Linked DNA regions of Homo sapiens: region 2 is linked to region 1. A link is a contact called in ENCODE Hi-C or POLR2A ChIA-PET data. All regions are on one chromosome and are shown on one strand. The core of a region is the stretch at or near the end of the contact, and the rest is flanking DNA. Distances in the headings are between cores, read along the strand shown. Region 1 overlaps MYO5C (myosin VC). Region 2 overlaps MYO5A (myosin VA).

Evidence for each region. Hi-C counts contacts between places; a loop is a spot of excess contacts on that map. ChIA-PET counts read pairs that join two places held with the same protein, here RNA polymerase II (POLR2A). Pooled maps may share reads with other maps.
Region 2: a map of Panc1 shows a loop between it and region 1 (2.2-fold over the local background). The contact joins two enhancer-like sites. A Hi-C loop is called at or near these places in 1 of 168 maps with a recorded cell type or tissue (Panc1) and 1 of 50 pooled maps. POLR2A ChIA-PET finds 5 or more read pairs at or near these places in 3 of 52 experiments (A549, activated CD8-positive, alpha-beta memory T cell and activated naive CD4-positive, alpha-beta T cell).

What each region holds. Positions count from the first base shown.
Region 1 is chr15:52,251,588-52,259,025 of GRCh38, forward strand. It overlaps MYO5C (myosin VC), which reads right to left. Exons shown (of 41, transcript NM_018728.4): 11 at 5,052-5,133; 12 at 1,730-1,870. Among named protein-coding and RNA genes, the nearest start is that of MIR1266, 22 kb to the right of the region's middle. RefSeq lists an enhancer at 5,730-6,306. Within about 2 kb of position 1,329, at least 7 of the 41 ENCODE cell types and tissues checked have a DNase peak (open chromatin) inside an H3K27ac peak, as active enhancers do.
Region 2 is chr15:52,434,933-52,442,370 of GRCh38, forward strand. All of the region lies in intron 1 of MYO5A (myosin VA), which reads right to left. Among named protein-coding and RNA genes, the nearest start is that of MYO5A, 90 kb to the right of the region's middle. Within about 2 kb of position 3,844, at least 7 of the 41 ENCODE cell types and tissues checked have a DNase peak (open chromatin) inside an H3K27ac peak, as active enhancers do.

The sequences.
Region 1 (7,438 bases), core at 79-2,578:
TCTAAGAAACCAAGGTGATTTGGCACTTAGTGAACTGCTCTCAATTAGAGGCTTTTTATTTATTTATTTATTTATTTATTTATTTATTTATTTTTGAGATGGAGTCTGGCTCTTCCACCCAGGCTGGAGTGTGATGACGCGATCTTGGCTCACTGCAACCTCTGCCTCCTGGGTTCAAGCGATTCTCCTGCCTCAGTCTCCTAAGTAGCTGGGATTACAAGTGCCTGCTACCATGCCTGACTAATTTTTGTATTTTTAGTAGAGACGGGGTTTCACCATGTTGGCCAGGCTGGCCTCCAACTCCTAACCTCAGGTGATCCACCCACCTTGGCCTCCCCAAAGTGCTGGGGTTACAGGCAAGAGCCACTGCGCCTGGCCTTAGAGGCTTTTAAAAAAGCAACTTTAGGCATTAATTTATCCTTGATCTTAATCTTTAGGGCACTTTAAAAATTATTATTAATTGACAAATAACAATTATATATATTTGTGGGGTATTTGATGTGATATTTTAATGGATACATCAAAGTCTCTTTAGAAGAACAAAACTTTAAAAAGAAATGGTCACACAATGACTTTAGAATGAAGAATTTTATTTCTATAAAATAGGCAGTATTTTATTTCTTCCCAAAGAAATCTAAAGGTTCAGGAAAAAATAGTGTGGGTTCCATTACACGAACATGACCTTTATTCACGGGTGAATGGGAAAAGACTGGCACCTGAATAGAGAGTCCTCCCCTTCCCCTGCCTCAGGAAAATAGTTTTTCTTATTTTACTTCCTAATTAACTCACTCCTTGAAATAAGGGCATACCTCCTTGTACTAAGCTAGTTGCGAAATTTGATCTTGATACATGTGATTTTTTTTTTTTTGAGATGGAAACCCCATCTCTACTAAAAATACAAAAATTGGCCGGGCGCAGTGGCTCATGCCTGTAATCCCAGCACTTTGGGAGGCCGAGGCAGGCGGATCACGAGGTCAGGAGATCCAGACCATCCTGGCTAACATGGTGAAACCCCGTCTCTACCAAAAATACAAAAAATTAGCTGGGCATGGTGGTGTGCGCCTATAATTCCAGCTACTCCGGAGGCTGGAACAGGAGAATCACTTGAACTCAGGAAGCGGAGGTTGCAGTGAGCCGAGATGGCACCACTGCACTCCAGCCTGGGTGATAGAGCAAGACTCCGTCTCAAAAAAAAAAAAAATCCTTTAACCCCGAAACCTTATTAATCCTCACTTTGGGATTATTTGTTCTTGTGGCCCCATGAGAGACACTGCCAGGCTGGCCTACTTCAGAGTTTCCCAGAGGGAAATGGTAAGAAGAAAACTCTAGAAAGCTCTTCTGGTGAATCATACGATGTTGATTTTTCTTGATGACTCACAAGAATCAGGATGTAAAAGAAAACTCAATTCTTATTAGTCACCGACAACTTGAGTGGAGTCACTTGCTGTTTTCATGCATGTTTCTACATACACTTTGGGACAGCCTCCATGCTGGAAGTCAGGTAAAAGAGGTGGTGCAGCTCCCCAAGCGTGGTCTACACAGGCTGAGGGCAAAAGGCCCAGTGGGCCCTCTGGGGTCCCTGCTGTGGATGCTGTCCCAGCATTAATATCCATCCAACCAACTGGATAAACATCAGGACTTCACAAGCACACTTCAAAAAAACTGCTTTGCAAAATGCTCATCTGTTACTACTTAAAAGCTGAAAAAAACAATTATTCTTAAAAGTTACCAAACATTCTTCATCCAGTAACTCCAGAATTCCCATTTTTGCTTCAATCAGGTCAATAACTGGTTGATTGTCATAAAAATCTATCAGCGTCCAAGGTATATCTTCCTTCATGTATTCTTCTTGTTCCAGTTTGAAGACATGCTGGGAATCCAAAGTTAATACAGAAAGTAAAACAGAATATTAAAATACGTTTCCAAAGAGCAGGATGTAAGCATTTGGAAAATGTAAATGGTTGATCTGTAATATTTATGTTTAAAAAGAAGGACCCTGAAGTATAGACAAGGCCCATACCGTGATCAATACCGCCGAGTTCCTAAAGCGAGTCTAGCTGTCATCCTCCCACCTAGTCTGAGTGGGTCTCTACCTCCTAGGACATGGCTTGGGCCAGCCTGTGTCACCACCAGCACCACATGGTACTCAGTGTGGTCCTACAGCCCCTTCCTGCTAGCAGCTATCCAAGGACAGATCCAGCCTCTTTGGCCTAATGCAGCCTGGCTGGGTGGAGCCAGCTACCTGAGAATGCTAGCTGCGGGGCCGGTGGGAGAAGCCCACTGCTTAGAGATCTTCGTGCACTACTCACTTGGGCTGTAAGGGTATCAGGGAGGCTTCCCAGAGGATGTACTCAGGCTTACCATGGAGGATGAAAGAAAGTTTGGCTGGCAGGTGGTGAGGTGGGGTAGGGTGGGGTGGGGTGGGGCATCAAGAAAACCCTCCTATGGAGGAATCCCAGTGGGAACCACATGAAAGCTCAATGGGTGCTTGAGAAACGCACCTCAAGCAGGTTAGAAATTACAGGAGGACAGCAGCAATGTGGTGGCAAAGAATGGTACAGTCAAATCACCTGAGACCTTCACACCCTCCTTAGAGAATTCTGGGCCTATGGCCTTTTTCTAGGAGCAGTGAGGACCCGCTGGAGGGCGGAGGGGTTATGATGAGACCTGGAGGATGGCTCAGAGGAGGGAAGAACCGGAGGCAGTGAGACCAATGAGGACTCAGCCCGATGCTCTTGATGGCTGGGACTCAGGGAGGAGGAAGAGGAGCGAAGAGGTCAGGATGAATGTCAGGCTCAGGACATGGGGTCCATGGCGTGACTTGACCACAGAAAGTCACGTGGAGGGTAAGCGGGCTGAGAGGAGAAGGTGGCACCGGCACTTCTACACTTGCTACTGCTGAGCTCCCTGGGGGCATCAGGTGCAAGGCCCAGTGGCAGCCAGAAGAGGGGGACTGGAGATCAGGAGAGTCCTACCCAAAGCTTTCTGTGCTGACAATTGAAGATACTACCCCTCCTGGGAGGATCTACACATTGATGGATGACTCAGAAAAAGGAGAAGAGGAAAAAGGAAGAGAAGGAGGAGGAAGTGGAAGAGGAAGAAGAACAGGAGAGGAGAACAAAAGCAAAAAAAAAAAAATAGAATTACAGCCTCTGATTTGTGATTTTTGGCAAGACATCTGGTATAAGTGTCACTTTGAGGTTAAGGTGGACATGTTGGGGAGCAGCACGCCATTGCAGCCAGGGAACAGGGTAGCAGCCACAGAGAGTTTGACTTCAGGTGAGTTATACTGAATATGCACTTGGAATAAACCTCAGCTGTAGTTATTAATGTTAAACTTCCAGGAGAGCCTTGCAAATGCTAAAGAAATGAAATTTACAATGGAATGAAATTTAATGGTTATACATGAATTAATTCTGGGCCAAAAAAAAAAAAAGAAACTTCTACTGAGTAGGATTCAATGTTAGGTCTTCTCACAATATTAGACAGTTATTATTGACTCTTTTTAAATTGATACATAATAGTTGTACATAGTTTTGTGGTACATGTGATATTCTGACACATACATACAATGTGTAATGATGACTCATTTTTAAAACAAGGAAACAGAGGCTCAGAGAACCCAAGGTCCCAGAGGGAGGTGGTAGAGCTGAGATTCAAACCCAATTTAGTTTGAGCCAAAGCCCACACTCTCCAAGACGTCATGCTATGTTTTCCTCAGGGGTTCTGAGGGAGCATAAGACTGGACACTAACAAAGGTATAACCTTTCCTTGGAGTAACTGTTAGGGTATTAAAGTGTGATTTCTATTATGAACTGGAATCACCATTCTTCCCATAAACATGTAGCCAAAGTTTAGAATGTAAGCTAAAGGGAAAATGTGAGTTAGTAAAGCATTTTAGCTTTCATGGCTTTTCAGAAACAGAGCCAAATATAAATGTTAAGGAGGCAATTATAAAAAAAATATGAGAGTAGTTTCATGGTAGGGCCAATGTAGAAAGATGTTCAATCAACTTTTAATTTCATTGACTTCTGTTAGGAGCAGAAAGGCGTCAGTACTGTTGGGAATTCAAAAGTGAATTCAATAAAGTTCTTGCATCTAGGGAACTGATTTAAGAGGTTGAAATTGTATTCAATACACATAGCAATAATAAATGCCCAAACAGCCACAAGTAGCATTTACTCAACATTTTTTAAATTGTTTTATTCATCTTTCTACCTCAGCACTTAACTTGGTACCTGGTATACACAGTATACACTCAAAAACGTCTTTTGAATAAACAAATCTTCCCAGTGGAAAAAAAAAATTGGAATCCATCTCCTGTCTGTTTCCATGGGATGATACATTTGATCTTATTGTTAGTTAGGAAGGTACCATATATGTCTTGTTCTAAATTAAGGTTGGAGAAACTCATTCCCATAATCCATTGGCCATCTGCTGTTTAGTGCTGCATGTGCCGAGATAAGCACTGGGCTGAGAGAGACAAAGAATGCCAGTCCTGGCCTCTCCAGGTGACCAAGTCTATTTGGAAACTTGCATGCAAATGATGATAATTCCATGTGACAGGCCTGCGATAAGGAAGCACATAGGAAGAGGCCAGGAGGTATCGCAGGAGGCTCTCAGGGAAGCTGGATCTCAAAACACAAGCTGGAGTTGGCCACGTGAAGATAAAGCAATGGGGAAATAACAGGAGCACGTGGGTTAAGGCAGAGAAAGCAGCAAGTGCAAAGACAGAGAGGCTCGAAAGAAAGTGGAGGCCTCAGGCAACCAACTAAATAGTTTTGTCTGGCTGCACAGAGGGTCTGTATCCAAGAAGGGCAGTGAGGCTCACACATTGGCAGGTGATTCAAAAAAGATGAAATAGATGAGAGGGTGTGATTTCAAGATTTGGCCACAAGGTGGTGCAGTGACCCAGCGTGAGGCTCCTTGCATAAAAATTTGCAACCTCAAGAAAGAAGAATGCCTCTTTCCACGAACACACACACACACACACACACACACGCGCGCGCGCGCGGCTGAGAACTAGTCAAGAAGGCAGAAAGGTCACCTACCATGTTAAACTGTTGTTGCAGTTTTTCATTAGCGTAATTGATGCAAAATTGTTCAAAGCTGTTCACATCAAAGGTTTCAAAACTGAAATACAATTTAAACAAGTTAAAATATAACCTGAAGCAAGACATATGCATTTGTTTATAGATATTTTTTGACACTTAAAAGCTTAAACGTTTGCTATGTCTTCTACAAGTTTTAAATACCCCTCAAAGCTTCTGGTTTTAATGATATCCTAGTAGTCAGTTTATAAATAACCCTTTTCCTGGTTGTCCCCCGGAAGAAATCTGGTAGGTATAAAACACCTACCTCAAGCCAGGCATTAAAATAAGCATGTCACCATATGGTGTAGTCCGCACAACAACAGTGATATTGGCAATTATTATTCTGACTTTATAGGTCAGAAAATAAGCCCGAGAGGTTAAGAAACTTGCCAAAGGTCACACAGCTTGTGTCAGAACTTAGCTGCGAAGCTGCCTGACTGTGATGCCTGTGCCTCCAATGAGAAGGCAATGTGGTTTCCTATTCTCTCCTTGTCTGTTGAGGGGAGGAGCAGCACAACTGCAGCACAATTTTGCCTCCCTAAGGGGTGCTTTCATAGCTCCTAGAGGAAAAGGGCAAAGTCATTTCATATCCTACAGCCCAGCACACCCCATCAGGGACGAGACAGACATGGCTGGCTTCCATATTCAGACTTTCATCAGCTGCCTCTGCAGTTGCCTTGGAGTTGCAAGCTCAAGAACTGAGAGGAGCCCTTGGGGAGGCAGCTGCTACTCAGCTCCTGCCGGATGTAGCCATGGATGAATGCGGCCCAGGATGTTAGATTAATTGATTCTTAAGAAAAGTCAGAAAACTGGGACTTTTAAGTGAATAATCCCACTCTGCAAAACGTGGGCCGAACAAAACAGAGGCACCAAATTTACCACCTGGCCAGATGAGCTCCTGCTGGAAGGCAGCTTGCTGAGCACTTTTAAGGTGTCAGCATTTATGCACGTCACCTCCTATAACCCTAACACAGCCCTATGTGAAGGGCTCCTGTGACTCCACTGTCACACACGAGGGTCAGAGAAGGAGTGACCATGGTGAGGACCAACAGCCAGCAAGTGGTGCCAGAAATGCAATTCGACCCCAGTGCTTGGTGCCTCCAAAGCTTTGTTCTTAATCGCTCTAATCCTGAGAGGTTCCTGCCGGCTCCTATCACAGGTCCCCTGGGAGTCTCACTTGACTGAGCTGGTTTGGCTCAATCTGGAATTCCTGGGCAGGGTAAGAACCTGGACTGTCCTCTAGACAGCTCCAGGGTGATTCATAGCAGCTCTGACAGCCCCATTCCACACGCAGCCTTGGTGGCTCAGAGATTCGGAGGCTGGTCTGCTCATGGAAGCAAGGCCAGGGCTGGGCCTGGGGGAAGATTAAAAAGGGTCTCACTGAGCTCTGCAGCTCACAGCTGGGGCCAAGGGCAGGGCTTTCTAGAACCTGGCAAAATGTCAAACATCAATGCATTATTTTGGGGCACAAAAATCTGAAGTTTAGGACCCATGGAAAGACCTAGATCTGTGACTTAAAATGCTAGAGGCACATTGGCTATGAAAACACTTCACACTGGAACCATGCTTATGGTTTTCAAGGTACCTGCATAATTTCTTCCATCATATGTTCAAAATCACCCTGCAAGAGAGGCCCCATCTTGTAGATGCAGAAACTAAGGCTTGGAGAGGTTCTGTGACTTTCTTGAGGTCACGTAACTGGTATGCTACGGAGCTCATTCCCAGGGGTCTGACCCCCAGACCCAGGTTTTTCCAACTCTGGGTCCAAAGAACATAAATACACGACAGGCTGGGGAGTCACCAGCCTTCATTCACTCTCAGCTTAGACCTTGAAGCTCACAGCTTCAGCTTTACTGGCTTTCAAAGATGCTAAGTCTTCCTTTGAGGCTTCCTTATTTCCAAGTCAAAAAGAGCTTTCTCAAAAGTTGCAGGTATGCCTAGGCGAGGGTTAGCCTAGAAGCGAGGCTGCTGGAGGGGGCGGGAAAGGCTTGGCCCCAGGCTGCAGCCCTGCTGCCTAGAGGAAAGCTGATTTTTTTGGAGGCGTATCATGAACTCAAGGGTGGCAGCAAACAGGCTATTGTTAGAATTTTTGAGAGGAATCTTAAAATAATTTACTCTAACAAGTCTTTGTGTATTTATAAATACTCTTGTCTCAGGTTTTTCCACATAGCTGAAAAATTCAAATTCCTTATTACAGTGGTTCTGGATCCTGCCTGGGGGCCACCGTCCAGCTCACTACTCCTTGCACATGGCTGCCCTTGCTCTGTCCCCACCCTCTGCTAACCTCCAGCACACCTTCCTCCCTTCCCAGGACTCATCCTAACCTCTACTGCCGGCCTGCTGCC
Region 2 (7,438 bases), core at 2,594-5,093, 190 kb after region 1:
TCATTTTTAACAATAATCAGGGTACTAATTTACTTGGAGCTTTGAGAAGGAGCATTTGGATTTGAGTATGTTAAATATGGGGCAACTTCCCAAAGAACTGTGATAATGTAATGACTATTCTAAGTACTGGGCACAAAGTTCTGGAAGCTTGTAACAAGGTCATTCCCAAGTACAAGAGAAATTTATATGACCCAGTGATGAACTTACAGATAGGAGAAAGCGAAAAGAAAGTGGGTGAACGAAAGTACAGGTAGATCTGAGATTCAAGATAATTTAAATTAAGAAAAACATTTCAGCATGCCATGCCACTGTCCTGGATATTACGTTAACCTCTTTTTTTTTTTTTTTTTTTTTGAGACGGAGTCTCACTCTGTCACTCTGTCACCCAGGCTGGAGTGCAGTGGCACGATCTCGGCTCACTGCAACCTCCGCCTCCTGGGTTCAAGTGATTCTCCTGCCTCGGCCTCCCGAGCAGCTGGGACTATAGGCACATGCCACCACACCCAGCTAATTTTTTTCTATTTTTAGTAGAGACAGGGTTTCACCGTGTTAGCCAGGATGGTCTCGATCTCCTGACCTCATGATCCACCCGCCTTGGCCTCTCAAGGTGCTGGGATTACAGGCATGAGCCACCATGCCCAGCCTATGTTAACCTCTTTACTGACAAATATTTTCAAGCCTTCCTATTGGGAAGCTGCTGTGGTATATTGCCATAGTTTCCAAACTACTAGATTTCATGGCTGGTAAAATTTTTTACTTAAAGTTTGGGGACTGATATAAGGTTATTAACTAACTTTTAGTCTTGACAAGTAAGATTATAAAACCATTAATTATTGGCAGCACTTACAGACAAGTAGAGGCTAAAGCCCTCACACTCAGCAGAGGCAACATAAATACCAATTTACTGTCTAATATCACCATCGTTTTACAAAATAAAGGACATTTTAACAAGAAAACAGTAGGACAAATAGCCATCACAGTTTTTTTGTTTTCTGTTTTTCTGACACAGAGTTTTCCTCTTGTTGCCCAGGTTGGAGTGCAATGGCATGATCTCGGCTCATTGCAGCCTCCGCTTCTGGGGTTCAAGCGATTCTCCTGCCTCAGCCTCCCAAGTAGCTGGGATTACAGGTGCCTGCCACCACACCTGGCTACTTTTTTGTTGTTGTTGTATTTTTAGTAGAGACAGGGTTTCGCCATGTTGGCCAGGCTGGTCTCAAACTCCTAGCCTCAGAGAGTGATCCTCCCACCTTGGCCTCCCAAAGTGCTGGGATTACGGCGTGAGCCACCACACCTGGCCTGGCCATCATAGTTAACATACAAATCCCTTACCATGTTCTACAAGGGCCTTCATGACCTGTCCTTTCCTTCCCCTGCCAACCTCTAAGCCGGCACTATGCAGATCTTATTTTAGTTCTTCAGGAACACAGTTTTGTTTGCTCCTGTCTCTAGACCCTGGCTCTTGTTAAGCCCTCTATAATGTACTTCTCCCAGATCTGCTTATGTCTGCCTCCTTCTCACTTATATGATAGCTCAAATGTAAACCTCTTCAGAGAGGCCTTCCCAGACCTTTCTAGCGGAAATCAATCCAAACTACTATTACCATTCTCTATTTTACATTCTTCAGCACTCTTATTCACTATCTGAAATCACCTGCTGTTATGTTCTTGTTTGTTTACTTATTTACTATCTCTCTTCCTTCATTAGAACATAAGTTCTGTGTCTGTGTTGTTCAACACAGCAGGCAGTACTTAGAACAGTACCTGACACAGAGCTGGTGCTTAGTAAGAACTTATCGAAAGAAGATCAGAATAAAAGGCATCTCTTTAAATTGAATATAAGTAGCATGATTAAAAGCTCGCTCAATTGCTTTAATTTTCTCTTATTATTACCAACACATACAAACTTTTAATCTAAACAGTTTGCAGAGGAAAGAGTATGGAATTAGACTATGGGTTCTACTCCCAGGGCCACCAGATGGGCCTTGGCCTTTATTTCAGGCAACAATAAAATGAGGATGACAACAATAGTCTTCTAGTTTATTGCAAAGGCTTACGCACATAGAAACTTCATGAAAAGTATAAACCAATATATAAGTACAAGGTGGGGTTGTTACTGTTTTTCCCATAGGAAGTGATTTCTAATGTCATATATCAAACATGTTACTGAAATTTGTTTTACAACTTTTTTCCCAGGGACACAGTCCATAAACTGAGTAATATCTGTACATATCACTAAAGCCTTACTCATGTAATAAATATTTCTATGTACTAACTGCTCCCACTCTGAAGCTTACTTTACAAAGACAGCACTTTTGTAGCTTTCTCTGGAAGGCACTACTGGTTCCAGAAAAGATATATAAATATAAAGAGATTAAGAGTCGGGCTGGGCACAGTGGCTCATGCCTGTAATCCCAGCTCTTTGGGAGGCTTAGGCAGGCGGATCACTTGAGCTCAGGAGTTAGAGACCAGCCTGACCAACATGGTGAAACCCCGCCTCTACTAAAAATACAAAAATTAGCCAGGCATGGTGGTTCGTGCCTGTAACCCCAGCTACTCAGGAGGCTGAGGTGGGAGGATTACTTGAGCCCAGGAGGTGGAGGTTGCAGTGAGCTAAGATCAAGTCACTGCACTCCAGCCTGGGCAACAGAGCAAGACTCCATCTCAAAAAAAAAAAAAAAAAAAAAAGAGAGAGAGATATTCAGAATCATGAAATGACCTATCACCTTGACTGATGAAAACACAAAAAAGGAAAATGTGTCCAAGTGAGTTTGTAGAAGCATGACTGACCAGTGCCTAAACATGAGGAGACTTTAAATCTAGAAAGTGCCTTCATGTTCTGTGTTAGTAGGGAGCTCCAGCTCAGATTTCCACAAGTATTTTGCAAAAAGTAGATACTTTGCCAAAGACCAGATTTCCAAGGGCTAGATGTTAACAACACTTACAGATAAGCAGTGGGAGGATAAGGCCCTCATATTCACCAAAAGCAAGATATTTAAACACTGAACACCACCCTGATAACCAATTTCCTCTTTATCTTAGCTTTACCTCTGAGGAAAGCATCCAAGGAGAAATAGGTCAGAAACCATTCTATTATTACCATTGCCTTTCTGTGGTTCTTTTCCATCTTAACCAATGAGATCAGTGACTCTGCAGAAACAACTATGCCAGAAGGGGGTCAGTTTGAGGATATATACCTTAGATGCTGAAACAGGGAAATCTCAACCTGATATGCCACTTCCTACTGCTTTCATCACTTCCAACCCTGCCTCCCCCAGGCCGCAAAGCAAATACACATGGCAGGAATAGAACTAAACTTGTCCAGTCACATCCGGTGAGAAGACTGGGGGAAGGCAGGCAAGAAGACAAGGCCACTGGAACGCATGAGGAACCTAGAAATGGGACACAGTGTGAGTCGGGCAGGAATCAGAAACAAGGATAGACACTGCCTACTTAGTCTGCAGAAGGCCCTCCTGGTGAAAAAGAAGCAGTTAGAAAACAATAACCCTGGCCAAAGTGAATCAAACTGGACACAGCCCCAGCAAGGCAAGGGAAAGCCCCTGTTGAGAGACAGGACTAGCTGGATTTCCTAGGCAGACTAAGAATCCCTAAGCCTAGCTGGGAAGGTGACCACGTCCACCTTTAAAGATGGGGCTTGCAACTTAGCTCACACCCGAGCCATCAGAGAGCTCACTAAAATGCTAATTAGGCAAAAACAGGAGGTAAAGAAATAGCTAATCATCTATCGCCTAAGAGCACAGCGGGAGGGACAATGATCGGGATATAAACCCAGGCATTCCAGCCGGCAACGGCTACCCTCTTTGGGTCCCCTCCCTTTGTATGGGAGCTCTGTCTTCACTCTATTAAATCTTGCAACTGCACTTTCTTTTGGTCTGTGTTTGTTACGGCTCGAGCTGAGCTTTCGCTCGCCGTCCACCACTGCTGTTTGCCACTGTTACAGACCTGTGGCTGACTTCCACAGGGTGGATCCAGCAGGGTGTCTGCTGTACTCCTGATCCAGCTAGGCGCCCACTGCTGCTCCCGATAGGGCTACAGGCTTGCCATCGTTCCTGCATGGCTAAGTGCCCGGGTTCGTCCTAATCGAGCTGAACACTAGTCAGTCACTGGGTTCCACAGTTCTCTTCCGTGACCCACGGCTTCTAATAGAGCTATAACACTCACCGCATGGCCCAAGATTCCATTCCTTGGAATCCGTGAGGCCAAGAACCCCAGGTCAGAGAACATGAGGCTTGCCACCATCTTGGAAGTGGCCCGCCGCCATTTTGGAAGTGGCCTGCCACCATCTTGGGAGCTCTGGGAGCAAGGACGACCCGGTAACACTGTCATGTAGCTGGATTCTGTCATGATTAGCTAACAAAGGGTTAGGCTCTCTTTCAGTGATCCCCGTTTCCTCTTCTCCACTCACACTACTCTAGATCTAGTCCCTCATTATCTTGTGAGAGTCTCTCAAACATCTCACTTATGCTACCTGAAACCTTATTTTAGTTATTTATGAATCTACCTACCTTCCATACCAGACTATATACTCTTTCAAAGCCATCTTTGAATCCCCTTTGAGGTCAGCCAAGTTCCTGGCCCATAGTTTGTGGGCAGCACATATATGTTGATTTTATTTAAGACTGAGATAAGGTAAGGCAAGGAAAAGAGGTGAGAAAAATTGGCAACATTCCACAGGCTTAGCTCAGGATTTTCCATGAAGCCATACCAGAGTTTGAGGCCACCAAGCAGGGTTGAGATGGGGCATGAATCAGAGGCTTAAAGAAGAGAGACTCATGAAGTAGTAGGTAAAGAAAAAGTAAATAATGATGTAGAAACTGGTAGGAGAAGGAAAAAGAAGAGCCTGAGATTTGAGGTATTGGGATTAAAGAAAAAACCTAGGGAGGGAGAAATGAGAAAATAAACCTAAACTACATAAAATGTAAACACACATCAAAGATTTGTGACAATTCAAATGAACCACTTGACAAAAAATCAGGATGAGAATAAAATGAAGACGGACTAAATTTTATAATAGCTAAAATCTGAGAAAATAATGCTAGCACAGATTTAACCTGCATAATAGCTTGCAAGGAAAATAAAAGACATCTGTCCTTCCACAATACAATTTAATGAGGCCTGCCTGGCAGCAATGAGGTAATTTTGACAGAGTCTAAAAGAAGAGCACTAGAAAGGCACGTTCAAGGGACATGCTGGCACTGGAACATGCCAGAGAGAGGCACCAAGCAGTGTTGGCTCACCCAGCACTGCCCTTGCACCTCCTTGGGGGTTACACCCAGCCTTGCATGTTTAAGGAGGCACCAGCCATCTTTTTTTTTTCTTTTTCTTTTTTTTTTTCTGAGATGGAGTCTCGCTCTGTTGCCCAGGCTGGAGTGCAGTGGCACAATCTCTGCTCACTGCTACCTTTGCCTCCCAGGTTCAAGCGATTCTCCTGCCTCAGCCTCCCAAGTAGCCGAGATTACAGGCATGCACCACAACACCTGGCTAATTTTTATATTATTAGTAGAGACGGGGCTTCGCCATGTTGGCCAGGCTGGTCTTGAACCCCTGACCTCAGGTGATCTGCCCACCTCGGCCTCTCAAAGTGCTAGGATTAAAGGCATGAGTCACCGCACCTGGCCCACCAGTCATCTTTCTTTTGGTATCTTACCATGATGACAACACTGAAGAGGCCCTTGATTGATGCAGATGACTCACTGGAAGTTTTGCTAACTTGTGTTTTGTCTGTCAAGGAACACTGAGGGTGTGGGCACCAAAAGCAGTTGCTTCTGATGCCCCAGACACTTTTGGGAACAAAACTAACAGCATTAACAGAGTAAACTGACCAGCCCTCAAAACCCAAAGAATTTGACCCATATGATCTTCTCTCTTCTCCCCCTAACTCCCATATACATTATTTGCTTTATAGCACATGTGCACATCTTTATTAGCTTCTGTATTAAATCATGAGCAGCTTGGCAATTCAGAATCGGCCATGGCTCACTTTCGATAGCCCATTGTGAATGTTTGCAAAAATGAGTGCTTTATGTCACAATTCAATCAAGCATATTACAAAAACTAAGTGCTCCTCTGGGCTTTGAACTAAAGCAGGGAAGAAATCCTGAAACGTCACCAGTACCCCCTCCTCTGAAATCTGACATTAATGCGGATGTTACACATGATTACTAAGTAATTCATATAGTCTTTAGAGCATGTTTTTGGTATAAAAAATTCAGGAACTACTATTCTAAAAGCACATGATGAGCTCCCCAGAAAAAAGGAAACAAAAATTATTAAAGAAACTAGGAAATCTAGAAAATTGCCCCCCTTAGTAATGGTGTATTTTGTATTTTTTAAATTTGTTATGAAATATGTCATACAAGAGGATGTGTGTGTGTGTGTCTGCATGTGTGTGTATACATAAATAATTTGTTGAATGAAAGAATGACGTAATGAACTTCCATATGCCCACCACTTAGGTTCATAAGTAGAACACTACTTACGCTATTGAAGGCCCTTGATGGAATATATTCTTAAACATTTCATCCTGCTCCCCACCAATTTTCACTTGCCACTTCTATTCTCCAGTCACAGAAAACTATGGGTTTGCTATACCCTGAACAAGCCATGCTGTTTCACACTTGTAAGCCTTTGCTGTAGCTGTTTCCTCCATCTGAAACACAATCTCTTCCCTCTTCAGCAGCAAGCTCCTATTTATTCCTCAATTCTGTGTTCAAGTGCCACCTCCTCTAACAGGCTTTTCCTGACTTCTTCTCCTCATTTGGCTCTCCATTCTCAACATCTCTATTACCTTATACGATCTTCTGCTAGAATCCTTATCCCACTAAATGATGACTTTGGGTGCCTATCTTTAAAGACTGTGAGCTCCTTGCAAGGAGAGCTGTATCTTTTTCAACTTTGTCTATTCAGCAGGGACTGCCCATAATAATTTTTCAAAAAACTTTTGTTATATGAGTGTTCTTAGCTTCCAAGAGGGTGGACAAAAAGAATTATCGGTCTTACCAAACACTCCCAAAATCTTCTGAAAGGCTCTGTAATTTCCAGAAACAGAGAATATGCATGATGCATTAGACAGTTATGTAAGAAATATTTGTGTGACAGAAGGAAAAAGAGCTAGGCATGTGGGGAGCAGAGAAGTAATGAGAAATCCTTTTCTCTCCTCCCACCCCCGACAAACCCACAACTCTTCCCTTCATGTTCATGTGTTTAGAGTGGAAGCTACCCCAAACCTCCAGAACAGAGATTCAGTCCCCACCCAAACCCTACCACAAATTCCTTCCTCAGAAGGAAAAGAAATGCTGGCGCCACCACCTCCACCAGCCATCTCCTGGAGCAGCAAGGAGGGGGACAGATGGGAAGAAAGGAAAGCCAGAGGGTCTAGATCAGGGCAAGGGGTCACAGTAAAATGGGTGTAAGAGAAAAAA